Regions from separate parts of the Homo sapiens genome. Here regions 2, 3, 4, 5 and 6 are each linked to region 1. The links are chromatin contacts, found by Hi-C or POLR2A ChIA-PET in ENCODE. All regions are on one chromosome and are shown on one strand. The core of a region is the stretch at or near the end of the contact, and the rest is flanking DNA. Distances in the headings are between cores, read along the strand shown. Region 1 holds the start of MAPK14 (mitogen-activated protein kinase 14). Region 2 overlaps FKBP5 (FKBP prolyl isomerase 5). Region 3 holds the start of PXT1 (peroxisomal testis enriched protein 1). Region 4 overlaps PXT1 (peroxisomal testis enriched protein 1). Region 5 has its middle 18 kb from the start of ARMC12. Region 6 holds the start of ARMC12 (armadillo repeat containing 12).

What was found. Hi-C counts contacts between places; a loop is a spot of excess contacts on that map. ChIA-PET counts read pairs that join two places held with the same protein, here RNA polymerase II (POLR2A). Pooled maps may share reads with other maps.
Region 2: POLR2A ChIA-PET joins it to region 1 with 13 read pairs in GM12878. The contact joins the enhancer-like site here to the promoter of MAPK14 in region 1. POLR2A ChIA-PET finds 5 or more read pairs at or near these places in 4 of 52 experiments (GM12878, HEK293, MCF 10A and 1 more).
Region 3: a loop to region 1 is called in a map of CD8-positive, alpha-beta T cell, with 21 times the contacts of the local background. The contact joins the promoter of PXT1 here to the promoter of MAPK14 in region 1. A Hi-C loop is called at or near these places in 2 of 168 maps with a recorded cell type or tissue (CD4-positive, alpha-beta T cell and CD8-positive, alpha-beta T cell), 10 of 37 single-sample maps with no recorded cell type and 13 of 50 pooled maps. POLR2A ChIA-PET finds 5 or more read pairs at or near these places in 1 of 52 experiments (activated naive CD8-positive, alpha-beta T cell).
Region 4: a loop to region 1 is called in a pooled map, with 12 times the contacts of the local background. The contact joins the enhancer-like site here to the promoter of MAPK14 in region 1. A Hi-C loop is called at or near these places in 1 of 37 single-sample maps with no recorded cell type and 15 of 50 pooled maps. POLR2A ChIA-PET finds 5 or more read pairs at or near these places in 3 of 52 experiments (MCF 10A, activated CD4-positive, alpha-beta memory T cell and activated naive CD4-positive, alpha-beta T cell).
Region 5: a pooled map shows a loop between it and region 1 (5-fold over the local background). The contact joins the enhancer-like site here to the promoter of MAPK14 in region 1. A Hi-C loop is called at or near these places in 5 of 50 pooled maps. POLR2A ChIA-PET finds 5 or more read pairs at or near these places in 4 of 52 experiments (CD8-positive, alpha-beta memory T cell, HEK293, MCF 10A and 1 more).
Region 6: a loop to region 1 is called in a pooled map, with 3 times the contacts of the local background. The contact joins the promoter of ARMC12 here to the promoter of MAPK14 in region 1. A Hi-C loop is called at or near these places in 10 of 50 pooled maps. POLR2A ChIA-PET finds 5 or more read pairs at or near these places in 6 of 52 experiments (CD8-positive, alpha-beta memory T cell, HEK293, MCF 10A and 3 more).

The regions. Positions count from the first base shown.
Region 1 is chr6:36,024,915-36,029,851 of GRCh38, reverse strand. It overlaps MAPK14 (mitogen-activated protein kinase 14), which reads right to left and starts at 2,044. Exons shown (of 12, transcript NM_139012.3): 1 at 1,579-2,044. The coding sequence starts at 1,694. RefSeq lists silencers at 46-340, 1,704-1,803 and enhancers at 1,994-2,433, 4,765-4,937.
Region 2 is chr6:35,599,154-35,604,090 of GRCh38, reverse strand. All of the region lies in intron 5 of FKBP5 (FKBP prolyl isomerase 5), which reads left to right. Among named protein-coding and RNA genes, the nearest start is that of LINC03135, 58 kb to the right of the region's middle. RefSeq lists a silencer at 1,425-1,719 and an enhancer at 2,394-2,899. Within about 2 kb of position 2,635, at least 31 of the 41 ENCODE cell types and tissues checked have a DNase peak (open chromatin) inside an H3K27ac peak, as active enhancers do.
Region 3 is chr6:36,440,183-36,445,119 of GRCh38, reverse strand. PXT1 (peroxisomal testis enriched protein 1) reads left to right here and starts at 2,266. Exons shown (of 5, transcript NM_152990.4): 1 at 2,266-2,585. KCTD20 (potassium channel tetramerization domain containing 20) reads right to left here and starts at 2,120. Exons shown (of 8, transcript NM_173562.5): 1 at 2,009-2,120. RefSeq lists enhancers at 1,003-1,062, 1,668-1,767, 3,252-3,799 and silencers at 1,928-2,217, 3,376-3,445.
Region 4 is chr6:36,421,468-36,426,404 of GRCh38, reverse strand. It overlaps PXT1 (peroxisomal testis enriched protein 1), which reads left to right. Exons shown (of 5, transcript NM_152990.4): 3 at 314-491. The coding sequence starts at 323. Among named protein-coding and RNA genes, the nearest start is that of PXT1, 19 kb to the left of the region's middle. Within about 2 kb of position 3,049, at least 30 of the 41 ENCODE cell types and tissues checked have a DNase peak (open chromatin) inside an H3K27ac peak, as active enhancers do.
Region 5 is chr6:35,716,959-35,721,895 of GRCh38, reverse strand. It overlaps a transcript of FKBP5 not described here. Among named protein-coding and RNA genes, the nearest start is that of ARMC12, 18 kb to the left of the region's middle. RefSeq lists enhancers at 1,154-1,393, 3,832-4,397 and a silencer at 3,150-3,444. Within about 2 kb of position 2,020, at least 28 of the 41 ENCODE cell types and tissues checked have a DNase peak (open chromatin) inside an H3K27ac peak, as active enhancers do.
Region 6 is chr6:35,734,913-35,739,849 of GRCh38, reverse strand. ARMC12 (armadillo repeat containing 12) reads right to left here and starts at 2,818. Exons shown (of 6, transcript NM_001286574.2): 1 at 2,579-2,818; 2 at 1,678-1,823; 3 at 1,332-1,466. The coding sequence starts at 2,741. It overlaps LOC285847 (a long non-coding RNA gene), which reads left to right and starts at 2,903. Exons shown (of 10, transcript NR_027117.2): 1 at 2,903-3,009; 2 at 3,972-4,087; 3 at 4,486-4,770. RefSeq lists enhancers at 1-103, 104-712, 1,321-1,929, 1,930-2,538.

The DNA.
Region 1 (4,937 bases), core at 795-3,294:
ACACACACACTCTCTGAATGTAAAATGCTGCAAATTCCTTTAAAATGTAAACTGCCATGCTGTAAAAATGGGAGAAAGATGTCAAGCACGGTGCTATCTGCAACATAACTTAAGCAACTTGAACTAGAAAATGCAATATGATCTGTTGCTGGACACAATTGCACAATCTCAATTACCCAGAAGATTCTACCAAACAGGAAATTCATGATGTGACTTTGGGAAACACAGAAATCATATTTAAAGATTAACACATCCAAAAGCCTGGAATTTGTTCCAAAACAAAAAAACGATTTTACAGGCCCGTTTTCAAATGACGCATACAATACGAATTACTAAAACACAGAAAAAGCTAACAGTTAAATCTGATACTTAGTTTAAGATCCGTAGCTTTCAAATTATAGAAAATCTAAAATACAGGGTATAAAACCTTGGAAGTTAAGAGAGCAGTTAGTGAAATATTTCAGGTCTGGAAATTATATGCTATCGACTTAATTTAAAACACACTCACGGTGTAAATTAAAGCTAAAAAGTATCTCTTCCCTTCCTTTTCTATGTGGTTCCATATCCTTACGAAAACCATCGTGTACCTCAGGCCATAAATGCAGATAACTAGATAACTCCCTGCAAGCTCTCTAAGGGACTTTTAAAACACAGTATTCGCAGGAATTATCTCAAAAAATATTTACAATACCTCCCAGCACTGTTAATAACTTTTTGATCTTGAGGGCGCCTTACAGATCTGAATCTTTCTTGCTCCAAATGAGAAAATTGTTTTGTCGAACAATACTTAAATGAGCAGTGGTATGTGACTAATCAGTGAGCCTGCCAGTTTCTCAAGCTGCAGTGTTCTTGCAGGCACTACCACCGCCGCCCCTCCACGGAAAGGAAATACGCTTTCAACCGAATCGGAAACACACCACTCAAGCTGGCACAGTGCTCACCGAGATAAAGTCGGTATTTTAAGCTCTATGGATCGCTGTTAATTCAAGTGCGAATTCAAAAAGAACGCTTTTCAAGATGGGATTTCGACAGAGTTTTGAAAAAAAAAAAAAAAAAAAAAGGCCCGGAGAGAGCTCCCTTCCTGGTCAGTTTTGTTCAGATGACCGCAGTCTTCGGGTTGGGCTGTGCCCTTCTGCTTCTCCCGGCAGTTCCCCGAGCTTGTCTGCTCAGAGGACCCAGGGTCCGGAGCCCCAGCGTGGGCGCATCACGGGAGAGGGTCCTTCTGCTCCAGGTAGGCAGGGAGACCCCCAAGGAAGCGGCCCTTCCCCCGGTGCCTGTTGCCGAGCAGCAACCCTCCGAGAGGGGAAGGCGCAGGGTGCTAGCCAGAACCGAGCTCCAGCACCACCACCTACCTCTCGCAGCGGACCTGAGTGCTGCACACGGTGGACCGCATACCTGCGTGAGTGCAGGGCGAGGGGTGCTGGAGGTGCAGAACGGGCAGAGCTCGAAGGGGCAGCAATGCCCTCCCCCGAGGAAAATTCCTGCCACTTGACGCAACGCTGAGCAGTGGAGCAGGCCTGGCCCTCGGGCGCGAGGGGCCACCCTGCCCACAGCGGCCCCAGGCCCAGCGACACTCACCACACAGAGCCATAGGCGCCAGAGCCCACTGGAGACAGGTTCTGGTAACGCTCGGGCACCTCCCAGATTGTCTTGTTCAGCTCCTGCCGGTAGAACGTGGGCCTCTCCTGAGACATTTTCCAGCGGCAGCCGCCGGGCAAGAAGGTGGCCCTGTGGGGCCCCCGCCTGCACCCGCACCCTCTCCCCGGCCCTTGCTGCCCGCCCAGCCGGGCGGGGACCTTGCGCTGGTCGCCCGCGCAGGTGCGGCTGCCGCGACCCCGCAGACTCCCGCGCGCGCGGCTGCTGTCAGCCGCAGCGGCTGGATGTGCCCCTGCGACTGGGGCAAGCCCCGCTAAGGGCAGGGACGCGCTCCGGCGCTCAAGACTGCGCCCGCCGCGATCTCCCTGCACCTTCGCCCCTACAAGGCCGACTCCGGGCTGCGTCGCAGTACTCCCGTTCCAGCTGCTGCGCCCGCTAAGGCTCCAGTGGTCGCGGTTCCAAGAGCCAGCAAACGGGAGCCTCCCGCAGTACTCTCGCGAGAACAGCTCCCGGGACTCTCCGAGAGCCGAGATTTTACCCAATATGGAACCTCTCCGCGGGCGGGGCTTCGTGAGAGAAGAGGATGGGAGGAGCAGTTCTCGCGAGAAGAGAACAATAACTGGAGACCAAAGGCAGAAACTCCCAGGGACTGTCTCCTTAAGGGCGCGAAGGCGGACCGGGGAAGGAAGAGAGAAGCTGGCAGCACACGCCTCGCGCGCCTCACCGTGGCCGGCGGGGCAAATACCTGGCTCTGTGGTGGAAAACGACACTGACAAATAGCGTGTCGGGGAAAGAGTCAAAAGATCTTTAACTGCGAGTAGTTACCAGCAGCAGAGCACCTGCTCACCTGAACCCCCAAATTCCAAAAAACACTTGCATAAAAAAGAGACAAGTGGCCGGGCGTGGTGGCTCACGCCTGTAATCCCAGCACTTTGGGAGGCCGAGGCGGGCGGATCACCTGAGGTCGGGAGTTCGAGACCAGCCTGACCAACATGGAGAAACCCCGTCTCTACTAAAAATGCAAAATTAACCGGGCGTAGTGGCGCGCACCTGGAGTCTTAGCTATTCGGGAGGCTGAGGCAGGAGAATCGCTTGAACCCGGGAGGCGGAGTTGCGGTGAGCCGAGATCGTGCCATTACACTCCAGCCTGGGCAACAAGAGCGAAACTCCGTCTCAAAAGAAAGAAAGAAAGAAAGAGACAGGTTCCGGCCAGAAGGCTGTTGCATTCCCATCTGCTCAAGGACATATGGGTTACTCTTTGAGATGCTGACGAAATATGTCCCAAAGGCAAATGTTAACCCTGCATCAAAGCTGAGGCTTTCCAGGGGCTGGGCTCAGTGGCTCACACCTGTTATCCCAGCACTTTGGGAGGCCGAGGCGGGTGGATCACGAGGTCAAGCGATAGAGACCATCCTGGCCAACATGGTGAAACCTCGTCTCTACTAAAAAAAATACAAAAATTAGCTGGGCGTGGTGGCACGACCCTGTAGTCCCAGCTTCTCGGGAGGCTGAGGCAGGAGAATTGCATGAATCCAGGAGGCGGAGGTTGCAGTGAGCTAAAATCGCGCCACTGCACTCCAGCCTGGCGTCAGAGGGAGACTCCGTCTCAAAAACAAAAACAAAAACAAAAACAAACCGAAGCTTTACATTAAAACTCTCCCAGTTAAACTTACATGCAGAAAAATCACCCTGGGAGTTTAAGATGCAAGTTCCCAGAACTCACAGGGAGTCTAATTGGGTAGGTCAGAGGAGGTCTTGATCAAGAGCATGCATTTTTATAATACATCTTAGGTGATTCTGATTCAGGAAAGTCTCTGATATCTCCCTTTGAGAAGCATTTAAAAAACCGTTACACTGAAGATTTGAAACTGACTCCTATCCTGAAGAGCCATCAGTGAAGAGGATTTTAAGCATTTAACTCAGGCCTCTTCGAGTAAGGAGAATAGGGCAGGAGTCTCATCGAATTTAGGCAAGTCAACTGACCTTTCCTGAACCTCAGTTCCAGCTTCTACGAGAGAATTCCTGCCCTGCATTCCCGACTAACAGAGTCATTTGTAAAAACCAAACAAGATAAATGTGAATGGGCAAGGCATTCTAACCCCATGCCTACATCCATTATCAACCTATGCCTATGCTAAAGCTTGTTACAATGAGCAGAAGAATCAGATCCTGTCTCATTCTCTTAGTTTCTTGTATTAGAAATAACTAGATCCAAGCCAGGACATTTCTCAACATTTCCCGTGATTATTCTATTTTGTGTCATACACACCTTGGAGGGCTCAGACTTTGCATATCTTGTCCCAACATCTAGCACAATGTCTAGAACATAAAACATGTGTCATAAATATTTGTTGAAAAAATTATGAACAGTGACCATGATTTCAAGTGGTACAGTATCCTCAGTCCTCTTCAAGGAAAGCAATATAAAACCAAAAAACAGATAGTCATGGGTGATTCATGGAAAGCTGTTTTGGATCCAATGTAGCTTAGGCTGGAATTCTCTTATCTACAAAAACATGTTGCTTGAGAATGTTCCAAACTAGGGAGGATAGGAAGCTTTCTAAGAAGTAATGGAGGGTGAAGGGGAAGTAAGAGCAAAAACATGATTGTGAAGACATGAGGGATGGGGTTGGGGGGATCAAGGGAATGAGGGAATGGTTACAAAGGGTGAGGAGGAAGCTTGGAAGTAGGAATCCTCAGAAATGCACATTTTTATCCTACAAATTGGGATGATGAGGTGAGGGTGAATGAAAGGGTAAAGATAAAGTAAGCAGTATATTCATACACTCATTCAACCAATGTGTATTAAATGCCTACTAGGTGTCAAACACTTGCAGTTTAAAAGTGATTAAAAACTACAGTTGCTGCCGGTGTGGAGCTTACAATCAATGGGAGGGCAATCATTCAACAAAAATTAATTGAATACTTCCTATGTCCACCACACTGCTGTAGGCACTGATAATAAAACAGTTAATGAAAGGGATAAAAGTCCTTGCCCTCATAGGGGTAAGATGATTTACAAAAAGGAATACATAAAGTGCATTATAAGGTAGACATTAACACAGTCATCAAACAAACAAGTGTAAAACTGTAACTGGGCCAAGCAGGAATACAAGGTGGAGTGAGAGACAGTGCTAGGGACAGGGATAGGGTGGGAGGAGGGTAAAGGGAGTGAGTGCAGATGGCATGTCTGCATCCAGAGCAGATCTGGGCAGGAGGGTGTCATTCAGTGGGGAGAGCCGGGTTTGTGGGGCAGACAGCCTATGGTTGGAGACCTGGGTGACCCTCCTAGCCTCCATTTCTTTTTACCTCTTCTGACCTGAGGAAGGCTTAAGTCTTCC
Region 2 (4,937 bases), core at 1,386-3,885, 430 kb after region 1:
GGCTGCAGTGAGCCATGATCACACCACTGCACTCCAGGCTGGGCAACAAAGTGAGACCCCCAACTCAAAACAAAAACAATAAAGAGGCCGGGCACGGTGGCTCACACCTGTAATCCCAGCACTCTGGGAGGCCAAGGCTGGAGGATCACTTGAGGTCGGGAGTTCAAGACCAGCCTGGCCAACATGGCGAAACCCCATCTCTACTAAAAACACAAAAATTAGCTGGGCATGGTGGTGCGGGCCTGTAGTCCCAGCTACTTGGGAGTCTGAGGCACAAGAAGTCCTTGAACTCGGGAGGCAGATGGTTGCAGTAAGTGAAGGTTGTAGTGAGGCAAGATCACGCCACTACACTCCAGCCTGGGCAACAGAACGAGACTCTGTCTCAAAAAAAGAAAGAAAACAGTCTTTTGTTGCTGCTGCTGCTGTTGTTGTTGTTACAAAAAAAAAAAAAATTCCAGCCAATTGGCCATTTATTTTAGAATAGTATTAAAAAACAAAGTTTCCATATCAATATAAAATTTGTATAGCTTCCTAGAATTTATTAAAATAGGAATACTAATAGATTCAAAAAGGAAAATTTGTATAAATTAGTGAAAATTACCACCCTGTCCTTAATGCCCTATTTTAAGATTAGTCATTAAATAAATATTTACTTGCTGGCCCTGAACTCTGTGCTGGGTACTGTGAGGCACAAAAGAAGTACAAGATACTGCCTTTGCCTACTAAGAATTTTATTCATACTTTGACAGCTTTCTGTGTTGAACCAGTAAATGTTTTCTTACACAGAGCTCTAAAACATGTTTAATCTGGTATAATTTACCACTAGGCACAGGAAAATAATTATAGCTAACATTCCTTTAGTTTGTCTCTGTATATCCACACTTAACAACAGCATTTTCACATGATAGACACCCTGACATATGAATGAATGAATGAATGAATATCAGGTGCTAGATTAAAAGCTCTAATTCAGTATCTAATTTAATCCTCTCAACAATTATCATTTAGCTAGTGTATTATCCACATTCTATCAGTGAAGAAACTGAGCTTCAGATCACTTTAATTACCTTGCCCAAAGTCATAATTGAAGTGGCAGAATGGGACTGGAATCCAGGTCTAACTCAAGTGCTATAGTGGTGTGAAGGGAAGACTGGTAAGGGTTGGTGTTCATGGAGAATTTGTTGCTGGGTGTATACTTCTTGTTTAGATTTCCTGTTTTGAAAACATTCAAACTTGATCAACCAAAAGAAATCATTTGCATAAATGTTATTCAGTTCCAGGAGCCAGGTTCCACGCCTGTTAGCATCTGTCCGTCAGTTCTGTAAGCAATCTTACAGTGGTGTGTGTTCATCCTAAGTAGTACAAAACAGTGCAGAGGAGGAAGGCGGACAGCTTAGGGGAAATCTGACCACCATGCGTGTTGGAAGTATTTCTCTTGTTCTCCTGCTTTTAGAAAGCCATCTCTGCTTGCTTTTTCAGGGGGTTATTAAGATCCTACTCTCTTGGATACTGTGCTCTATTAGGCAGGAGACACAGGCAGAAAGAAGCTCACTTGGCATGAATTAGGCAACAGAGAAAACTCTTGCTCAGTGGGAGTAACCTGTCACAACCTGGTTTTCTCTGGCCAGATAACCAGTCTTGTCGAGTAGTAATGCCATTACAACATTCCCATTCAGATCCTCATGACCCAGTAATTGTTTTGAGAATGAGTGCAAAGCTATCAGACACCAACTACTATAATTAGAAAAGGGAAAAATAGACACTTACCAGAGCTAATGTCTTTAGGCTGGAGCATTTACAGCTTTTTGTTTTTTGTTTTTTAAGTTATGGAGCCTCTTTCTCAGTTTTGCTTCCTAAAATACAAATTGCATGGTTTAGGGGTTCTTGCATTTCATTTTTGTTACTGCTGTGCACTCTCTTTCCTTTTTTCCCCCCTATTTTAATCGGAGTACAAATTGCTGTCAGCACATCGAGTTCATGTGCCAGCCACATTCAGAACAGGGTGTTCTGTGCTCTTCAAAACAAAATTGCTCTAGGGCAGTAAGAGAACAATAAGTCAGAGCTCCAGTTTAAGTGATGTTTTGCAGCTCGCTTGATGTGGTTACACTCCGATTGCGCAGCTAAGCTTGGGTAATTTGGTTTGGTTTGACTTTGTGGGGATTTGGAGGACCTCCCTCCCCCTTTAAGTTACATAGTCTTTAAGTCAAGAAAAAAATGTTGTCTCTTTTTAACTTGTTTATTTCTTTCTCTACCAAAAAAGCCCTAAGTAGAAGCATCCTGTATGTACTTTTATTCTCTTTGGGCATGTCATAGATGATTTACTTCCCGTAAATCATGCTGGTTGGGATTAGCAACAGACCTCCTGAGCCCTACAGGCTGCACTCCCAGTGAGTCACGATGGTTATTATTAAATATTTATTAAGTTAGTATTTGCACTAAAAGATGCCAGGTCAAAAAGCAACCACAGGGCTTCCACAGCCAGAGCTGCCATGGTTTTTGTTCTGTTTTGTTTTGGTAGGAATTTTTAAGATAACATTAAAAAGAATAAGTGGAGCTATAGGAGCTAGGCTCATCTGCATCTGTTACTGCAATCAGGGCCCCTACTGTGGCAATCAGCAGTCTTTCCGTGGCTCCAAGTGGTGTGTGAGTTCTTGTCAGCAGTCTCGTAGAACTTTTCACATCAGTGTTCCAAGTTTAGAAACCAGTTAACCCAGCAATGCCCTTTGCTACTTGTAGATGTAGAGAATCAATGGGCTGTATTCACCATGAGGCTGTGATACCTCCTTTTACTCTGACATTCCGAATGTTGTCAGTATTACAAGGCGATGGTTTTGGTTTTTTATATAAACTGGGGTGTATATGTCTGGATGTATATCCGTTTAAGATTTTATAGTACTGCAGGGTCCAATTGTGAAGGGTTAGATTTACCAGGAAAAAAAAGATTAGTCCACATGTAAAGTAGAAAATATTTATAAGAGCTATCACAAATGTTTACTGTCCTATTACAGCATCAGACACTAGTTCTGTCATTTATTGTCTCTCTGAGAAGACTAGCTACAATGAATGTTTTGCTTTCTTAATTATGCCTTTGTTACAGTTTGACTTTTTTTTGGCATGGTTACTTCATTTATCTTTCCCAACATGTTTATTAGTAGCCAATCTTTTTCCCTCACTAATGATGGGTTATCACATCTAAAGAGAACTTCTGAAATTACTCATTTAATTTTAATATCAAGTACATACATCAAGCTGAAAAACAGCCTAGGAAACTAACGCACAGGCAGGAATCCTTGCAGAGTCTCTGGATTTCCTGTTTTGAAAACATTCAAACTTGATCAACCAAAAGCCACAACAAATGTACTGATAATTTCCTCCCCCACTAAATGTACTCTCCTTAAGGGAGGAAGATGATACTTCCAACAATAAACTTCAGACAAAAAAAATCTGTTAACTAAGTTGTGAGCTACTAGGACAATAAATCTCTATACTTGAGACATTCCACAATACATGAGAAATTTACTTTGCTCAGCAAATCTTTTTTTTTTTTATGAAAAGTGTTATTAGTCTAAATTTCTTGGGCAGAGTTTTAAATATTTAGAAATGCAAACTTTTTAGAACTCTTAACCTCCTTAGAAATATCAATTTTTACTCCAGTAAAAATATCTTTTTTTTTTTGAGACGGTCTCACTCTGTCACCCAGGCTAGATTACAGTGCCGCAATAACAACTCACTGCAGCCTGGAACTCCTAGGTTCAAGCAATCCTCCCACCTCAGCCTCTCGAGTAGCTGGGACTTATAGGTGTGCGTCACCACCCTCAGCGAATTCAGTAAAAATATCTTAAGCCTCAGACTCCCTGTAGAACCTCTCTAGTATGCATGTACAGTCATATGCTGCATAACATTTTGTTTAACAGCAGATTGCACATAGGACAGTGGTCCCGTGAGATTATAATTCCATATCTTTACCTTCTCAATGTTTAGATACACAAGTACTTACCATTGTGTTACAGTTGCCTACAATATTCAGTACAATAACATGCTATACAGATTTATAGCCTAGGAGCAATATGCTATACCACTTAGCCGAGGTTATAGTAGGCTGTTCCATCTAGATTTGTGTAAGAACATTCTAAGATGTTCCCACAGTGATGAGAATACCTGATGACACATCTCTCAGAATGTATCCCCATCCTTAAGTGAAGCGTGACTGTATTTGAAAAAGTTTAAATTTGAATTTATTTTTTAAATGTTTTCCAATTCAGAATGAACTTTCAATTTGCTACAAGTTAATTTTATCTAGAGCATTCTAAAAGTAAGTCTAACAGAAGGAATTATCAGCATTTATGAGTGTGGGACATAAACTAAAATGCCATATGCGAGCTCTACCAAGCCACTCCAACTCTAGCCCTTGTTTGGAGGAGCTGACTCAAGAGTTAGGCCCTTTCTAGTTTGGCCCAAGTTTCTTAGACCCCATTCTGTGTCTGCAAGGGGAACACATCAAGATGGTATTAATACTGGTGAGTTAAAAAAGAGTAGTGAGTACTCACTTCGGCAGCACATATACTAAAATTGGAACAATACAGAGAAGATTTAGCAAATCGAAAAAAGAGAAGAAAAGGGTAGAACGCTTTAGAGCATAAATGTCCAGGGGACATTTCGGCCCCTAGTGTCTACACCATTTCTGTTCATTCTTCAGTTTTTCTCATTTCTCAGGCCTGGGCTAGGGGTAATTCAATTAAATTATTAACTGCAGGAATTAGATTTGAAGCTGGTTTCTGGACTATATTGATATTGAGAGTGATATTACCAGGTCATAGAATCATAGAATTTTAGAGCTTCATTGAGATCATGTAGTTCAAAAGTAGAATAAGTTAGATTTGAATTTTTATTTGGAAGGTAATAGTTGTTTTATTGGGCATGGAATGAGTATAACAGAA
Region 3 (4,937 bases), core at 1,017-3,516, 420 kb before region 1:
TGGCTTATTTTTGTATTTTTAGTAGAGACAGGGTTTCACCAGGTTGGCCAGGCTGGTCTGAAACTCCTGACCTCAGGTGATCCATCTGCCTCGGCTTCCCAAATTGCTGGGATTACAGGCATGAGCCACCACGCCCGGCTTCTGTTACAGAATTTAAGACTGACCTAACTACTACAGTTAGGCCTAATACAATGTATTTCTTAACTTCTTAAGGAAAACGAGATTATTGGAATAGTACGTGTATTTCTGGCATAACAGGAAGGAACAAATTGTGGATGAATAAAGAGAACCTTTTGGCAGCAGTGGAGTTTATCCAGCCCTCATTTCTGCCTCAAAGGAGGAATGCAACTCTGTGCCAGAAATATGTGTCTATATTGCAATGCTGTTGATAAAACAGCCTACTACAGTGCTTTGAGGAAAATAGGCATTACGCAGGTATTTGATGACTAAATTAACGTCCAGCTGAACTGAAAGCCCTCATAATGCTACTAGTACTGCTACATACCAGATAATATGACAGTCAAGGCCATGGGAATTATATGGCATTGGCTGCCCTGGTTCCATGGGGAGACTTGAGTGAGCTGGGCGGAGGAGATTTGGCCTAATGGCATTAAGCTCTGATGATACTAGAAGCAGCCCTCAGAAGGAAAAGATTAATGGGCTATCTCTAAACCATCAGAGCAATATCGGAATATGCATGAAAATCATTTCCTACCCCGTGTCAGGGTCAAAAAAAGCACTATCTTTTCTCATATTGGCTTCTGGAGAGTCAGGGCTTCTTGTCCTACGACTGGTTTAGGGCAGGGGAGGAAAACATCGACAAAGGGTTAAGGCTGTTGGGCAGTTTTTAAAATTCCCAGCCCAGCCTAAAGGTGGTGTCTGTCAACGTGTGGTCGGTCCCTGGATCATCAGTAACAGACCAAGAGTGCAGGTGCTTGCTTAAATCCCAGACTCAGGGACCCATCACAAATCTCTAGAATCAAATTTATGGAAGAGGTGCTAGGGTACTGCAACCTTATTACTAAGGAACAATCTTCTGTTTCAGAACTATGGCCTAGGAATTGGGGTTTCAGGTGGGGGCCTTGAGCGGAAGTCCTCTGACTCTGGATTCATCACATCCGACAGACACTACTACAACACTTTGTTTTGAAGACCATTAAAAAACTACCTCAACTTCTCGCACAGCGAACAGGAACAAAACTAAGGACTCTGGGACATATTTTCATAAGCTGGTTAAACAGTTCCTTCACAGCCTTGTTTATCATGTTAGTTTGTTCACTAGATTCTTATTTAAAAATAAATCTCTTCAACTGAGGAATTTTCAGAAAGAATCACAAACTCCAAAATAGAAGAGTTTTCTCATAGTGCAGAACTGGGCTTCTAAACCTGAAGACACTGCTATAAAAAGCAAAGTTTTATTTAAAAGAAAATTGCTGGTTAAGGCTTTCCCCAGCTCTTTTGCACTCAGAGCCACGGATGAAAGCTGGCAATTTGCGGGTGGCAGGGAAGGAAGACGCGGAAACAGGGCTGAAAAGACCGAGCAAAATGCGCTCGGCTCCAGAGTTCAGGAGGAAGTCCCCACCAACTACCTAATTTTTAATGGAGCCAATTAATTGCCAGAAAAACCGCGTCTGCAAATGTTTTGCCAGTCAACACTCCAGGTTCTCGCCATTCCTCTCCGGCGGGATGAACCACCCGAGGCCTGCAAAAAGCAGTCAAGCAGTCAAGTTACACTTCAGCTGTGCCCACCACCTGGGCGCAGCGTCGCCTCCCTCCCCAGGATCACCAGACTCTGCCCTCCGCGCGGAAACAGGAGCCCATCAAGCCGCTGCCCACAGGTTCCTCGCGCCCAGCTCAGCCCCGCGGCCTTTCGACTCGGGGGTCCGAACCGCCGCCGCGTCCGGAGGAGACGCCCCCTCGGCCACAAAGGGAAGACTCGGGCCACGCCCGCCGCCACACTCTCCCTGCCCGGTCTTCGCGCCCGAAACCGTACCGCGCCGCCACTTACTCGTCGCTCCCCGCCGCGCTGTCCCGCTCGGGGCTGGAATCCGCCCGGGAGGCGCGCGCAGGCCGCGCAGCCAGAAGCCGCAGCCGGGACCGGCTGTGCCGCAGCGGCGCGCGCCCCCCGCCCCGGACCGCGCGGCCACGCGGCTGAGTCACCCAGCGCTTCACGTTAAGAGTCCCCTCCGCGCGTGGCACGCCGGGAAGGCCGTGTCTGGGGACCCCGTCCGGGGCCGCACCGTAAATGGGTGTCGCCTTTCCTCCAGTCCACTCTGCACCCAACCTCAGCGGGCGCACTTTTCTGAGTTGCGCATACCCTCTCAATTATTAAAGGTTGCAGACGGAAAAGTTAGTAGTTTTCGGAATTGTAGAATACGCTCGTGCAGCGCCAGGACGGCTAATGCTTACCCGAAAATGTGGAACCCTGATCTCCCCATGCGTGGAGCGAGGTTGGAGGTAGCGTAGTAAGAATACTGGAGTTGCTTAAACGCATTTGCTCGAAAGTCACTACCCTGGATATACATTCTGGCCAAAAGAAAGGGGGAAAAACTCCACATTTTTCTCAAATACTGAGTTTCATGAAGGTACCTGCTATTACAAAGGTGTATTACAAATTTTAAATCAACCGGAAGCAAGTTACTGGGAAAACTGTGTTATGAGTAAAAGATTTCAGCATTCAAAAAACATCTATATATGGTCCATGTCCTATGAACCAAATGCTGGAAAACCCAAAAGGAAGTTCTTATTGTCACGGTTTCTAGTGGCTTTTGTACTTTTAAAAATTACACTAGGCCGGGCTTGGTGGCTCACGCCTGTAATCCTTGCACTTTGGGAGGCCGAGGCGGGCAGATCACCTGAGGTTGGGCATTCCAGACCAGCCTGGCCAACATGATGAAACCCTGTCTCTGCTAAAAATACAAAAATTAGCCGGGCGTGGTGGTGGGCGCCTATAACCCTAGCTGTTTGGGAGGCTGAGGCAGGAGAATCACTTGAACCCAGGAGGCAACTGGGAGGTTGCAGTGAAGTTCCCTCTCAAATATATATATATATGTCTATATATACTAATTAAATATACTGATTATGCAAACTATTTGTAAATTGTTGAAAGCTCTATAAACTAATAATAGCACAAATTTTAAAATTCGAAGTCGATTCTCCTTTTCCTTACAAGAGACTCTCTGAAAACTAATTTGGAATTGGATTAGAATTGGTGTTGAAGTGGAAGGAATGTAAGAAAATAGTTTGACTCAGTAGGTTTCACACGGTTAACGGATACTTGTATAGCAAATTTGTTTTATCAGGGTCAAAAAATTTAATTTTCAAAACTGAAGACATAAATTTTTTCATTATAATTTGGTCTTAGAGGCCTAGAGGGTCATTTTCCATTTCTATTCTCCCTCGTTTATGACTATAAAGTATGCAGGACTGTATTGTGTTTATCTCAACATGGACTAGGCTGTGAGGCTGCACTCGTCATCTGTAAGTCAGTCTCACGTCCCCATGGTGACTCAGCTTCCCTGCTGCTTGCGTCAGTGGCTCTGCCCTCCCAGCACTTCCGGGCTGGCAGAAGAGCTAGATTGGAGAATCCTGTAAGGGCTCTCCTTTGCCTCTGCCAGAAGTGAGTGGCCTTTTCACTTCTGCTGACGTTTCACTGTCCTGAACTAGTCACCAGGCTCAACCTGACTGACTCTAAGAAGGCTGTGAGATATAAATTCCTGTATGCCTGGAGAAAAGGAATATGAAAAAAGATTTAGTAAACACATGGCTATAAACCAATTTGAGTGAGTTATAGGCTCCAAACTTTACAACAGTAGCAGCATAGAGGATTGTTCAAACTAATGCCTTTATTTCCATTTTTATAAAGTACAGTGTTACAGCCTTTGAGTCAAAGAAAAATAAAAAACCTTCTGATATTCCTGCAAAACAGTTCTTGAAACAAATTCTTCCTTTCTGGAAAGATTCCTTCCCGTAGATTTGTATATTGTCTTTCTTTTTTTTTTTTTTTTTCTTTTTGTGGAGAATGGAGTTCTTATTCTGTTGCCCAGGCAGGTCTTGAACTCCTAGGCTCAAGCTATCCTCCTGCTTCTGCCTCCCTAAGTTTGGGGATTACAGGCATGAGCCACTGCACTGGCTGCAGATTTGTGGTATACAAAAATCTGGCCTGAAGTTTGGAGAATCAGGCTAACTACCGAGTCTTATTATTATTTTTTAAACACTTTCATTTTGGAAATTAAAGCATACAGAAAGATATAATAAACACCCGTTATCCATCATCCAAAATAAATAAGTGATAACATGACTTTTAATAGTTAATGGTTCAACTTTTGGCTAAAATTTCATATAATGAACAGCATATCAGACTGGGTACCTTTTTTGGGCAGACATCAAGGAGACGGGATATGAGAAATGTATATTCACAGAAAGCATAGGTGTTTGCTGGTTTTTATCATTTTATTTCTAATTTAATGTAGGTATCTCAAGACCCCGAGTCTCTGATATTTATTTGTATCTGAAACCAAAACCTTCTTCTTTTTTTTTTTTTGAGACAGTGTCTCCCTTTGTTGCTCAGGCTGGGTGATCACCACTCACTGCAGCCTCGATCTTCTGGACTTAATCCCCCTCCCAGGTTCACGCCATTCTCCTGCCTCAGCCTCTCGAGTAGCTGGGACTACAGGCGCCCGCCACTGTGCCCGGCTAATTTTTTGTATTTTTAGTAGAGATGGGGTTTCACCATGTTAGCCAAGATGGTCTCGATCTCCTGACCTCGTGATCCACCCGCCTCGGCATCCCAAAGTGCTGGGATTACAGGCGCAAGCCACCACGCCCGGTCAAGGTTGACTCTTAAGAATAAAAATATTTTTTAAATAATAGCTATTGTAAATTGTCATACAAAAAGCTAATCCTCATTTCTACCGACTAAGCTTATGTAGTAAATA
Region 4 (4,937 bases), core at 1,800-4,299, 400 kb before region 1:
GAGCAAAACTTCGTCTCAAAAAAAAAAAAAAAAAAAAAAAAAAAAAAAAGCGAGAGAGAGAGAAGAAAGACTAATGGGAGATAAGGATGCAGGCCGGTGTAATAGGTGATAAGGATGCGGCAGCCTAGAAAGATGTTTAACTAAATCGAAAAAGACCTTAGGGATCACTCTGGTCCACCTTCTACCCCAATCCATAACTCTCTTATATGTGGAATAAATGCTGCTGATATTGTTAAAACATTAATATTTATCTAAAATACCAAATATTTACTGAGAAATGGGGGAAAGCCTCTGAAAATATGTTTTTCAACAGGGAAAAAACATGAAGAAAAAACATGATGGCATTGTTTATGAAACTAAAGAAGTTCTCAATCCATCTCCCAAAGTAACACATTGTTGCAAATCACTGTGGTTAAAATACAGTTTTCAGAAGGCATACATGACCCAACTTGTCAGCTCCCAGCCAGTTCCAGCCATGTCAAGGAACCCAGGTAAGATATTTGGATTAAACTAAGATAAATAGTTTACTTAGCATGTGTTTTTCTTGCTATTAAGACCATAAAATTGGACATTAAATATATATATATATATATATATATTTTTTGTTTTTGTTTTTTGAGACAGAGTCTCGCTCTGTCACCCAGGCTGAAGTGCAGTGGTGCCATCTCAGCTCTCTGCAACTTCTGGCTCCTGGGTTTAAGCGATTCTCCTGCCTCAGCCTCCCGAGTAGCTGGGATTGCAGGCGCCCACCACCACGCTGGGCTAATTTTTTAAATATTTTTAGTAGAGAGGGGGTTTCACCATGTTGGCCAGGCTGGTCTCGAACCCCTGACCTCAACTGATCCCCCCTCATAGGCCTCCCAAAGTGCTAGATTTACAGGCGTGAGCCACCGTGCCCAACCCACATTAAATATATTATTTAAATATGAACTATAAGAAAATCTATTCATCCCAGTTCTTAGGTGGCAAAAATCTAAAAGTGACTTTGCTTCATGGTACTAAATCTCTTTAGTTTCCATTAGCCCTGAATCATTGCTGTGACGACCAATTAAGGTAATCCCAAATGGGCTAAAATAGATCAAATTTATCTTTTAATAAAAATTAGTCTTTAAATTGGACCTGACAGTGTCAGTATTGTTAAGGTAGGGAACATTCAGATTAGATTTCTTCTCGATTTTGCCACTAGAGGAGAGAACATGAAGGAAAGATACATTTGGAATTTTGCTTTGCAAAAATGTGTGATTCCTAAATGCCCCAGAATGCTGGAAAATTAAAGTTTTATGTTTTGAAGAGCATTAAAGGACAGTGTTAGGTAAATTTATGAGGTTTTAGGCTTTTAGATAAAAAATATGCTAGATACCTGAGAGGGATTATGAACATTAACTTCAACCTAATATCTAATTTTAAAAGAATTACATGCCACTTGAGAAAGGGAAATTTCAAGCATCCTGATAGTTGCTTGCCACCACACCAGATTTTTTTTTTGAGATAGAGTCTCACTTTGTCGCCCAGGTTGGAGTGCAGTGGTACAGTCTCGGTTCACTGCATGCCCGGCTAATTTTTGTATTTTTAGTAGAGCCGGGGGTTTCACCGTGTTGGCCAGGCTGGACTCCTGACCTCAAGTCATCCGCCCGCCTCGGCCTCCCAAAGTACTGGGATTACAGGTGTGAGCCACCGCGACCGGCCTGGTATCCATTTTTTAGAAAGCACTGAATTGACTGAAATTTTGAATCTTCATCTGTTTTTGTATTTGTTTTTGTTTTTTTGAGACGGAGTCTCGCACTGTCACCCAGGCTGGAGTGCAGTGGCGCGATCTCGGCTCACTGTAGCTCCGCCTCCCAGGTTCACGCCATTCTCCTGCCTCAGCCTCCCGAGTAGCTGGGACTACAGGCGCCCGCCACCACGCCCGGCTCATTTTTGTATTTTTAGTAGAGACGGGGTTTCACCGTGTTAGCCAGGATGGTCTTGATCTCCTGACCTCGTGATCTGCCCGCCTCGGTCTCCCAAAGTGCTGGGATTACAGGCGTGAGCCACCGCGCTCCGCCTGAATCTTCATTTGTTAATTCCGTTGTCAACAACAATTATTCCCCAAAGTCTGAGATTGTGTCACCTATGAACACCTTCTAGGAACTTGTAATTTTTTTTAAGAGACGTAATTCACTTAACATAAAGTTCACCCTTTTAAAGTGTACGGACAGAGGGTTTTAGTATACTCACAACGTTGTGCAATCGTCGCCACTATTCTAAGATTTTATGTTTTATTGTAAACTCTTTCCAGTATGTTTTCACACTCTACCTCCTGATCCTCAGATTCCTTGTGAAGCTGATCGCTGTCTTCCGAGGCGTTCTGTGGGCGTTGCTACTTTTGCCTCAAATGCTTTCCTAATTACAGTTTCACTTCAAAAGAAGAGGCAGGTGAAGTTACTAACGCTGCTGCCCTTGATTTAGAGTTAACAACCCACTAGCTAACGTACATGCTTGTTTTCATGCCTAGAACTCCCGTTTTACCATACGCGAGTTATATGTCAAATCTCATTAGTGACTGGTAGTCTGGTGGGCCACCAATGTGCTTTCAACGCCTGCCAAACAATTAGAAACCAGGGATCTTCCAATAAAGTGCTGTCTCCCATGTCCTCCCACTTCTGGCCCAGGACACCTGGGTTGCCTTTCTGTTCAGGCAGCAGCGCGTTTCTCCCCTTCATCTTTATGATACCACTGAAGAAATGAGGGATGTGCGGAATGAGGGGGCGGTGTGAGGGGGCACGAACTTGTTATTACGGCGTCGAGAACGCCAGATAGAGTAACCAAAGACTGATAGAATAAATAACGCTGGTGTGTGTAATTCGGGAACCCGGCCTCCCTAACTCCCGCTCCCGCCAGGAGCCCGAGGCGAGCTACGCGCGCGCCGCCGCCGGCCGCGTCGCCATGTGCGCTCCCCATTGGCCACAGCTGGCCCACGTGACCTCTATCGCCTAACCTGCTCGTCCGCGCGCGCGCTTTTTCCACCACAGAAAGCCTAGGGCGGGAGCGGGGTTCTCACTGGTTGCGCGGGTCGCGCGCCCAGCTAAAGTGCGCGAGGTGGTTCCGAGGACCTGGCGGCGCTCTCTGGCGGGGAGCCTGAGAAAATGCCTAAGTACTGTCCAGAGGAAAACTCTTACTGAGGAAGCAGGAGATTGAGGAGGTCCACCTCTCCCCTCAGTGGCTTCTGTCCGGGGCTGTGACACAGACAGACTGAAAATGGAAACCACAAGGCAGGAATGTGACTCGCTGAAGCCAAGATTTATCTCTTTGGGGGCGCTCTACACATACAAACATAACTCTTCGGGGGAAAATACATAATTTTTGTATGGGGAATTCAAAGCCACATTTTCTTAGAAGAGTTGAGGGTCGTGGGAAGTCCAGAGCAACCATCCTGATACACATCATTTAAGGGAAATTAGAAACTCCTGGGGAAACAAAGATGAGTAAAAGCAAAAGGAGGCCCTGCCCACCATTGCTGTGCGGGAATGGAGTGATTTGACAAGGGGCAGAAGTGTAATAATTACTGATGGGAAAGGGCTAAATAAATAAATGCGTGTGCATGTGTGTGTAAGTAGTATAAATGGGAAATATAATTGTAGAATTCAATAGAGAGTACAGTTTAGCTTATTTTTCTCTTTAAGAGTGCTTGGAAGCTTTGCTTTTGCTTTTTTTAATTTTTTGCCTCGATGGCTCACCAACCCTTCCTCCTCTAGATATACATTTTCTTTTTTAATTCGTTCATTCATTCCAGAAATTCTAGAACCTACTATATTCCAGGCACTGTGCTAGGTACTGAGATGACAGTGATAAATAAAAACAGTACCAGTTCCTTCAGTCATGGAGCGTATGGTCTGGTAAAGGAAGCAGACAGTAGTTAATTGCACATATCAATGTTAAATATAATGTGATAAGTGCTAAGGAGAGGTCTAGATGTCATAATGGGGGATTTGACCTAGCAGGGAGATCAGAGAAGGCTTCCCTCAAGATGCAACCCCTGACATGAGACCTGAAGGGGTTAAGGGGGATGGAGGTTGCAGACAGAGGGAGCAGCTTGTGCAAGGGAGAACTGGGAGCCTCTCCCCTTCCAATTACTGCCCATCTCACCCATTTCCACTATACATACATTAATCTTGCCCCTTAGTTCTCAGGAGACATTTGTTCTCTTAATTCCAAGTTCTTAGGGAGTGCCTGGTTGTAACCTACAATGATTGTTAAAGACAGTGTTATTCAATAGGTAAGTATACATATCTAATATACATATCAATATACATTTAATATACAATACATATTAATATACAGTCTAATATGCATTATCTCTGTTGTTTTGTATAAGAAAAATATACAATGACTGTAACAAATCGTAGGATATGATATATCTCAATAGAACTAAAAGTGCTGTAGACAAAGTAGTGAGAGATCACATGATTTTGGAAGACTCAAAAAAGGCATCTTAGAGAAAGTAATTTTCAAAAATCATTGAGGTAAGATTTGGTCAGATAAAGATACAATTTAGTTAGAGCATAGGGTTCTAAAAGAAGAGTAAGGAGGTTGGACCAATCAGTTGAAATACATTCCAAGGGCTTTGAAAACCAGTCTAAAAAGTTTGTAGAAACTAAGCTAGTGCAGCGGCTTGCCTCTGTAATCCCAGCTATTCCAGAGGCTGAGATGGGAGGATTGCTTGAGCCCAGGAGTTTGAGATCAGCCTGGGCAATGTAGCAAAACACACTCTCTAAAATATTTTTAAAAGTTTGTAGAAATTAAAAAGTTCTATTTAAGTTTTAAAAACTTTCCTGAGATACTTTTTCTCCCCTAATATTTGTCTTGGAAAATTTTAAATCTACAGAAAAGTGGCAAAATTAACTCTGTGGTTATTCGTAAACCCTTCCCACAGATTAATCAGTTTTGTTTTGCTTTGC
Region 5 (4,937 bases), core at 771-3,270, 310 kb after region 1:
TCCACTACTCTCCAGTAATCCTCTGCAAGGATTATTACACCCATTTTGTAGAGATGGAAACTGAGGCTTGGTCAGGAAGGTTAGTTTCTTGGTCAAAATCACAACTGGGAGTACGCATTTTGGCTGTAAAGCCACTATTGTCGGCTGGGCATGGTGGCTCATGCCTGTAATCCCAGCACTTTGGGAGGCCGAGGCGGGCAGATCACCTGAGGTCAGGAGTTCAAGACCAGCCTGACCAACATGGAGAAATCCCGTCTCTACTAAAAATACAAATTAGCCGGGCGTGGTAGCGCATGGCTGTGGTCCCAGCTGCTCGGGAGGCTGAGGCAGGAGAATCATTTGAACCCGGGAGGCGGAGGTTGTGGTGAGCCGAAAGCATGCCATTGCACTCCAGCCTGGGCAATAAGAGGGAAACTCCATCTAAAAAAAAAAGCCACTATTTTGGGGTGTGTGTATATGTGTGTTTTTTAAATAAAAAAATCAAGTTCAGCAACCATGTGTCCTAAATTATCTAGAATGGTCAAATTTCTAAAATTCTTTTTTTTTTTGGAGACAGAGTCTCGCTCTGTGGCTGTGAGTGCAGTGGCATGATCCCAGCTCACTGCAACCTCCACCTCTCGAGTTCAAGCAATTTTCCTGCCTCGGCCTCCCAAGTAGCTGAGATTACAGGCGCCTGCCACCATGCCTGGCTAATTTTTGTATTTTTAGTAGAGACGGGGTTTCACCATGTTGGCCAGCGTGGTCTCAAACTCCTGACCTCAGGTGATCCACCCGCCTCAGCCTCCCAAAATGCTGGGATTACAGGTGTGAGCCACCGTGCCCGGCCCTAAAATTCTTATTGTCTTCTGGACAGTCATCTTGGACATGCTCTGTGTTCCATATCATGACTTCAAGCCTTGCCTTTTTCATGTACTACCAGTGGGATCCTAGACTAGCACTTTACCACTTTAAGCCTCAGTTTCCTAATTTGTAAATAAGGAGTAATTGTAATCATTCCAATATCACAGGCTTGCTGGGAGGATTAAATGAGATCATCCACATCAGGGTCAGCACAGTGCCCGGAATGGGGTACCTGTGAAATTAATGGTGATTCTTCTTTATTGTTACCTTGGAAAATGGAGGCCAACTGCAGGATGATCGTGGCTCCAAGGAGCTGGGGACCCAAGACATGCACAGAGAAAGAGAGACCAACAATGTGAGGCCTCTGATGCATGAGACAGGCAGGGGAGTAGTGGGAGGAGAGAGCAAGAGTGAGCAGCCAGGAGGGCCTCTTCCCTTCCCTTTACTCAGCCTGTCACTCCTCTGCTAGGATCCTGCATTGACACATCTTGTACTTCCTGTTTCCAGGGAAATTCCTCGCTGCCGGACTGCGCCCACCCTTGAGGACCTCACATTCTCTTTGGGCAGAGCGGAAGCCAGACAGAGACAGGGACTACGAAGCGACAATCCCCAGCCCTGTGTGTGCAAGGAGCCCCCGAGGGGCAGGCAGCCACGCTGCAGAAGGCTAGACTCTCCGACCCCCAGGGAGCCTGGTGTGGGCTGCAGGGACAGAACGCTTCTCAGAGGAGGTAGGGACCCCATGGAGTACGTGACGCCTGGCCCTCCAGCTGCATGCTCCAGTTATCAGGACAGAGACCCCTCCCCACCCATTCCCAGGCTTCCCTGGCTCCCTGCTCTGCTGCTGGGAGGCCCTGTCACCACACATGCGCGTGCACGCACTAACATACACACACCCCTCTCAGGCACCCCCGGAAGACCAGCTGCAGCTGGGGGTGGGGGTGCACGGAGCACAGCCAGGGTTCTCAGATCCCTAGCCTGCTCTCCCACCCCGCCCTAGCCCCCAACTGCCGAGCTGCTTCTAGTTTTAAAGCAAAACATGACTCTGTCCTTCCTGCTGCTCAGTGGCAGCAACACTGCCTGGGGTTATTTTTAGCAGGGATGCAGGGAAGGCACAGTTCTCCTTGACTTTAACTAGGGACAACCCCCACCCCTCAGCCAAGACTCACTGGAGGAGGCCGGGTACGGAAACCCCCCTCCCAGAAAGGGGAAATGGTGTGTTTTCTGTTCCTTCAATTCACTAGAATGGGAGTTGCAGTCAAGCTTGGGGTTGAACTGATGGGAAATTCTAGGTTCCAAAGCCTGTGGGCTCTGCCCCATCCCTGGTCTCTGTGTTTCCATGAATCCGGGAAGCAAGAGGCACATGGTGTCTGGAGTCGAGGTGCCCTGTCTGTGGGTGTTGGTGTCCCTGGGAAACTGCTTGGTTATAGCCAGGCTCTGTGGACTACACAGGGGCACCAGGCATTGTGGGTGGTGTTTCACAGGCGCTGGCTAAATAATTCATTAAACTGAGCATGTCCGTTCCGTGTATTTTTCTGTATGTGTATCTTTTAGATGCTAGCAGTACTTTATGAGGTATAATGTACATACATTCCACATCCAGTAAAATGCACAGATCTTAAGTGTACAGCCTGATGAATTTTGACAAATATATCTGCCCATGTAACCATCACCTAGATCAAGATTTCAGACATTTTCACCACCTCCAAATTCCTTCGTGCCCCCTTCCAGTCAGTCTCTACCGCAGAGGCAACTGATTCTGATTTCTATCACCATAGATCATGTGTGTGTTTTACAAAGTTAAAAGAAATACAGCTGCTGTCATAGAAGAGGGAAATGAGCAATAAAGTTCTTAACATGAAAGGGAGGCCTCAAAAAAGGGGTTACTGGAACTGGAAAAAATGAAGGTATCATTGGCTGGGAAACAGGAGGTTTCAGACCCAGCCCAACCCCTCAGGGTTGGGACCAGAGGGCTTGGGACACTTCTTGGAGCAGAGAGGCTGTGAGTTGGGAGGGGGCAAGGGGAGGGCCAGCTGTGGCTCAGGCCCAGCTGCCTCCTGTTCTGCTAGAGGTCCCTGCCCCTCCTCCAGGCCCTCCCCACTGCACAGTTTCAGCAAGGCCAAGGCTGCAAGGAAAGGTTCTCTCAGGGGCATCTACCCAGAGGCAGAGTTTAGGGCCCCTGTGTAGTTAGATTATTTGTTTTTCTTGCCTTCCTCTTCAAGGTTTGGAACTCCTGTATCCTTTGTCCTGCCTGGGGAGGGGAGAGGCTGAGGCTGTCAAAGTAGAGTGCTAAGGAAGAGTCATGATGCTTTTCATTCTTTCCTTCCTTTCTTCATTCAAAAACAGTTATTTGAGCACCTGTGTTGTGCTGTAGATTCTGCTAGGTGCTGAGGATAGGAGAATAACTAAGCCACATTTTAGCTTGCTATGGAGTCCGAATTGGGATTCCCAGGTGAGGCCGGGCCTTATACCTCCTTTGTATTGGAGATGAGGGGCCCAAAGAGGGGAAGTGACTTATTCAGAATCACACAGCTAGCTGCTGGCAGAGGAAGGCAAAGAACAGGGATCCCTGATTCAGCCCTAGATGGGGATAAGAAAGCAAAGGAAACCAAACCAACAGCCGATTCCCCGGTGTTCCCTCCTGCAAGCTTTTTAGGGTGACAAAAATCACTGACCTGGAGTAAGAGGACCTCATTTCTACTGCTAGGTCTTAGAAACACTTCCTCTCTCTGGGCCTCAGCTTTCTTCCATGAACATGCGGGAGGCAGCTTGCAGAGGACCTCTGGCTCTCGCGAGCACACCCTGCATTTTCCCGCCTCTGTGCCTTTGCTCGAGTTGTTTCTGCCGCCTGGAATGCCCCCTTTCCCCTACCACTTCCTTCCTCTGACATTCTCCTAATCGTTTATGGCCTAATTCAAATGCCGCCCCCAGAGGCCCCCCAGTCCTTGGACATCTGGGGAGTGGTGTCATCCAGGTCTCCACTACTAGAACAGAGACAGAGCTGCCTCCATTTTGCAACCCTCCCATCCTAGGGCACAGCCTTCCAGGGAGATGGGGTCTGTTTTGCCAGCCACCGTTGGAGGAATCGAAGGGACTTATTCCTCCCGCCCTACACTTTCACCTGCCCCTTTTCAATGTTCAGAGACTGATGTCTTCCTTCTGCTGGGCCTCCAAGACATTGTGCTTTCTGCTGGCCATGCCAGCCCAGGCTGGAGCATCAAACCTGGGCACTTCTGGCAAAGGTGGCTGCCCTGGGAGGTGACCCCAGGAAGGATGAGACGGCGGGGCCTCAGCCAGAAGCACAGCTGCCCCACCTCAGTCGTCCAGTCCTCATTCACAAACACCCGGGCAGAAATCCTCCTTCCACCACAAACACATGACTCCTGTTCCCACAGCCATGTCCAGACCCACTCCTACCTGCCTGCCCACAACACCGAGTTTGCAAAAATGTCCCCCACGCTCCCACAGCTCCCCTGCCCCTCCCATGGGTGTGCATTGCCACAGGTGCACATTCATTGCACATACACACAGGGTGCACACAGACATGCACGTGGGCATGTAATGGGCAACACAGATGTGGACACATGCGTGCATACACACAGATGCATACATGGGCATGTAGCCCCACAAACACACGTGCACATGGAGCACACACTCACACATACATGAATACATGGGCACACAGGCACACGTGTGCACACACATGGGCGCACAGGCACACACTCTCACACGCTCTCTCATGATAGGAGGCTCCTCTCCACCCTCAGCTCTCAGGCAAGCCCAGCTCACATGCCTTGAGCTGAGGACACTGTAGGGGAAATGTGGGCTCAGTTGTTGGTTCCCAGCTGCCTCTGGCTTTGTATCCAACTGGAATCTTTTCTATTAATTTTTCCTACTGATGGCCCTGTGGGAATGAGAAAAAGCTCAAGAGCTGTGGGTTTACTCTGGGACAGCACCTTGTTTGGGTGCCTGGCAGGAATAGGGATGGCGGGGGGTGGGGTAAGGATTCCATCACTTCTAGGAACAAAGGTCTCCAAGGAGCTGAGGTTTGGTGAGACCAGTAAACACGAGGCTGGTCTTTGCTCTCACTGCCACACTCC
Region 6 (4,937 bases), core at 1,569-4,068, 290 kb after region 1:
AAAAACCTCTGACCAATGGGGTTCAAAGAGCTTCCTGGTTGCTGAACGTGTGGAGGTGCTGGGAACAGCAGGGCACTCCTGAAGTGAGCTTGTGGCAGGCCTCCATAACAACTGTTTCAGTACTGACTGCGTGGTTAAGTTAAATGTTAAAAGCCAGTGCCCTTATACAAAGGCTGGAATGTAACAAAAGCCCACCAGGAGTTTTGCCTAGGCCTTTCCTGGGCCTTAAAGCATGACAAAATTACGAAGGAATTCTTAATGGGACCCATTTAGGATTAAACAAGTTTTACTGTGGATCTGAAGAAACGCCACAGGTCTCCACAAACAAGTTTATTGGGATCTGAAGGAATTCCTCAAAACTCCTTGATTTAGCAAGAGACAAAATAAGGGTAATCACCCCAGCACCTGGACCCATTTAGATTAAGTAAATTTACTGAGGCTCCAGTGGAAGGTCTTCAGGACTCAGACCTTAGTTATAAATTAAAAGAAGTTAATCACGTCTTTAGATGAATGCACATTTACACATAGACATATAGCTTAGAAGGTATATAAGTTCTGAAAAACTTTGTAATTTTGAGTTGGTCCAGCGATAATTTCCTGGCCTTCTCCCTGTAACCGGTTACAGAAATAAAAACTCTCTTCCTCCCCAGTTCATCTGCATCTCGTTATTGGGCCAGGAGCAATAGCAGCCCAGCCCTCAGTTTGGTCCAGGAACAGGCCTGGAAGCTCCGCGCCCTGACACCCTGCCCTATGTGTCTCCTCCGTTTAGCTGTTCCTGAGTTGTGTCCTTTATATAAAAAACCAGTAATAGTAAGTAAAGTCCTTTCCTGAGTTCTGGGAGCCATTCTAGCAAATTAGTAGATCTAAAAAGGGAGTTGTGGGAACCCCCGAATTCATAGCGGGCCAGTCAGAAGTCAGACCTATGATTGGTACCTGAAGTCGGGGGGAAGTCTTGGGGGACTCAGCCCTTAACCTGTGAAGTCTGCCCTAACTATGGATAGTGTCTGAACTGAATTGAATTGTTGAACACCCAGCCAGTGTTGGGAATTGGTGTCAGAAAAAACGTGGCAGTGGTAGGGAGCTTGTGGGGTAGTGGGGGTCCTTCTCTTTGGGGTTGAGAGATACCACTAGTGCCTCAATTCAGTTTCATCCTGAAATTCAAAGGCCTTCATGACCCTGCTGGGAATCTGACCACCGTTTTCCCACTTATTTCTGGGTTACAAATTCACACCCAAACAAACTTCTGGAACATGACCATTTATCCTATGGCAATTAAAGGACTTAAGGACTATAGACATCCTGCATGCCCCACCACGCATCCCTGGGCTCACCTGGATTTTGAGCCTGAATTTTCTGATGCCAGAGAAAGCTTTAAGTGTATTCAGAGCTTGGGTTTTGACACTGTTGTCCTTGTCATCCAGCATGTAGCCCAGCAACACGATGTCATCCGTAGTACAAGCAGAGGCCTGGAGTATTGGGGAGAGATGGAAGAGGCAGGAGAAGCGGGTGTTCTGGGCCCACTGCCCCCCATGTCACCAAGATCCCTCCGCACACCCCCCCCCCACCGCTATCAGCCAGAGAGAGGTCCCAGGATATAGTCTGGCCATTCCAGGGGCAGGGATCGGCCGTAACCCCCAGGGGCCAGGCCGGCTAGGGGGGACCTCCTGCTTCCCTTACCTCAGCCTCCAGCAAGTACACACAGCGAGTGATACTGTGCAGGATCATGCTCTTGGCATACTCATCCTGTTTGCACTCCAAAGAGTTGAGGAGCCTCCGGAGCTCACCTGAGTCCCGCCCGTGCCGCTCTCGCTCGACTGCCAGGCCTAGACAGCCACCCCAGCCCAGTTCAGGCTGTGGACTCAGAAGTGATGAAAGAATGGGGTTGGGAAGTAGGGGACAGGGACTTGGGGACAAGGCTGCCTTGCCTTTTCGGAGAAGCCTTCTCGCCATATGCAGGACCACCATGTACAGTTGAACGAATGTTTACTGCACAAGGGCACCCTATCTAATGTTGTATTGTCCATAACGTACCATCATAGATTTGTCCATTTACTCTAACAACTGTCTGGCATATGGCGGTAACAAGTAGTATTTCATCATAACCAGTATGTGGCAATGATATTCCAGCAGATGGCAATAAAGAGTCTTGCAGAAGGGGCTCATTTTCCTACTCTGCACAAAAGAACATGTGGACTAGTGGAAGCTCTGGGCATATAGTAAGTCCTCCAATCTTCCCTTTCCTTAAAGCCTCACGTTCCTAGGGCAGAAAAGGGATGGGGGGAGCTGCCGACACCAAGTTTCCAAGAAGTGGAATCCTGGGAGCCAGAGGAAATGTAGTATTTGGAGACCTGCCAGATGAGTCTGAGGATCCACTTGAGTGAGATCCAGGGACCCTGAGCTAGCATCTCTGGCAGGGCCTTGCCTAGGACGCTGCAGGGTGGGCTTGAGGAAGATGGACAAGAGAAAGACAAAGGAAAGAGGAACTTGGAGGCATCACCTTTGGGCCCTCCCACAGCAGAGGCCTCGGGAGCAGGTGCCTCCTGGGGCAGAGCCCTCTCCCCAGGGCCCGGACACTCACGGGCGATGCAGATGGGTGAGTTGCTACAGAGGGGTGGTTTGCATTTTATGCCAGCCTTGATGGCCTTGTAGAGCAGGTAGATCGCCCCGGCGCCTGTGGCCAGGCTGACTACGCTTTTGCGGATGTCCAGTTGCCCCAGGTATTGGGGGATGCTCTTGCCCATGTCTTCAGTGTTGCCCTGGGCCCAGGTGAGAGCTAGGCCCAAGGCACCTGTGGGGGGCCTTCCGGAACCAGAACTCTGGCAGGGTCAGGAACCAGGGTACCAGAATTGGAACCTAGGCAACAAAGGAAACTGGGGAGATAATGGGATGGAGGGCAGTGGTCAGGAAATGGGGCAGCCAGGAGTGCTCGAGAACAGATGGGGCCAGGCACCATGGCCCACACTTGTAATCCCAGCACTTTGGGAGGCCAAGGCAGGCAGATCACTTGAGGTCAGCAGTTCGAGACCAGCCTGGCCAATATGGTGAAACCTTGTCTCTATTAAAAATACAAAAAAATTAGCCAGGCATTGTGGCGCACACATGTAATCCCAGCTACTCAGGGGACTGAGGCAGGAGAATCGCTTAAGCCTGGGAGGTTGAGGTTGCAGTGAGCTGACACGCCACTGTACTCCAACCTAAGCGACAGAGCAAGACTCCATTTCAAAAAAAAAAAGAGAAGGTTCTGCTTTAGAGACCACAGGAGATGAAGCATAAGACAGAAGGGGAATAAAAGGGGAGAGGGCAGAAGTGTCCTTCACATCTCCTCTTCTTTAAGGGGGGACCCCAGCAGGTAGCTCCAGAGGCTGCCTTTCCACCATTAGAGGGCAGCAGAGGTCCATTTCCGGGCTGGGGCCTTAGGGCATTTCTGGGTGAGGTGTTTGGGGTATGCCCATTGACAACCCTGTTCCTTTTCTTTCCGGGCCCTCCCATATGTGATCTCTCCACCCTAGATCTACCCCTGGGCCTTGGGGTGTTTCTTCAGGTAGGGTTCCCTCCCCGCATCAGAGGATGAAAAGGAGGGGAGTATCTTAGAAAGCATGCACAGACTCTTGAGGCAAATCCACCCTTTTCCAGCATCTGCATGTTGCCCTGAAGTTTACCTGTTTGACAAAGTGCTCTTGAGGACAGCTACCTTTGCATCTCCAGCATAGAATCTTGTACTTAGCAGGTGGTTTAAGTCATGTTCTGCCATTCTTTAAGGACTTGGCGGCAGAACAATGACAGCATCTAGTAACTGGGGCTCCAGACCCTTCTAACCAGAGTGACCTTGGAGGAGAAAGGGATCGCCTTTGCCTTAGTCTGTTTCTGCATTTGTAACCTAAAGGGATTCGGATTTACCATTCTAAAACTCCAGGATTAAAATGTGGGTAAGTCTGTGCCTTTCAGCTAAATTTGGAAGTATCACCTCTCAGCCTCCCCAGGGATATGAGGCGGCTTGTGAGGTCCTCTGGAGTCAGAAGATGCCACCACCCCAGAGGATGTGAGCCCACCTGTGGAGGTCTTGATCCCCACCACTAGGATGGGGCAGGTGAGACCAGACCCTTCCCTCTTCCCCACCAGGGTCTCCCCGCAACTTCTGTCCCCACTCTCTGTTGCAGAACAGGCAAGTGGCCAGCTCCAAACTAGGGCCACGCCCACAGCCAGTGCTGAGCATGCTGCACCAGAACAGGTGTTCACCTACCTGGCCCTGATCCCTTTTTGGGAGAACTGGGACAGAAGGCTCTGGGTCCTGGGCTGCACCCAGGATGGAAGGAGGTAGGGAAACAGCATCTCCAATGATGCTGCGGCCAGCCAGGCCTGCCCACTCAGAGCCTTGGCCCAGTACACCCTAGGCAGCAGGCAGGGAACAAGCAACACTCCTGGGTGGCCATTCTATTCCTGTCCTCAGCCCTCCTCAAGGGTCATCATTCCTGGCACTCTATTTAGCCCCAAGGTGGGTGACTACATGAACTCCCTGTGGTGAGGGGTGAGTAGAAGCCCATGGAAGCCTCCCCACTGCCATGCAACCCCATCGCATCTCCACTGAACTCCGAGCAGAAAACGGCTGCCTGATGGGAACTGTCATTTAGGTTCCCAGGCTACTTTGGTGGATCTGAGAATAAATCCCTCAAGACAAGGTCCTTGCTCTGCCCTTCTCCAGGGTGGGACCCAGAGTTACTGGCCCCTCCATCCCATGGAGCCGATTCTGCAACCCTCACTTCCTAAGCACAGGTAAGGCTCACCTGTTCTTTAAAGACCTCCAAAAAGTGTTCTTTCTTGGCTGCAACCTAACTCCCTCCTGCCACACCTAAGGCCCATTTCTTCTGGTTCTGCCTTCAAATGATTCAGAGAGATTAGAGGCAGAGTCATTCCTAGAGTGACATTTTTACTAGTCCACA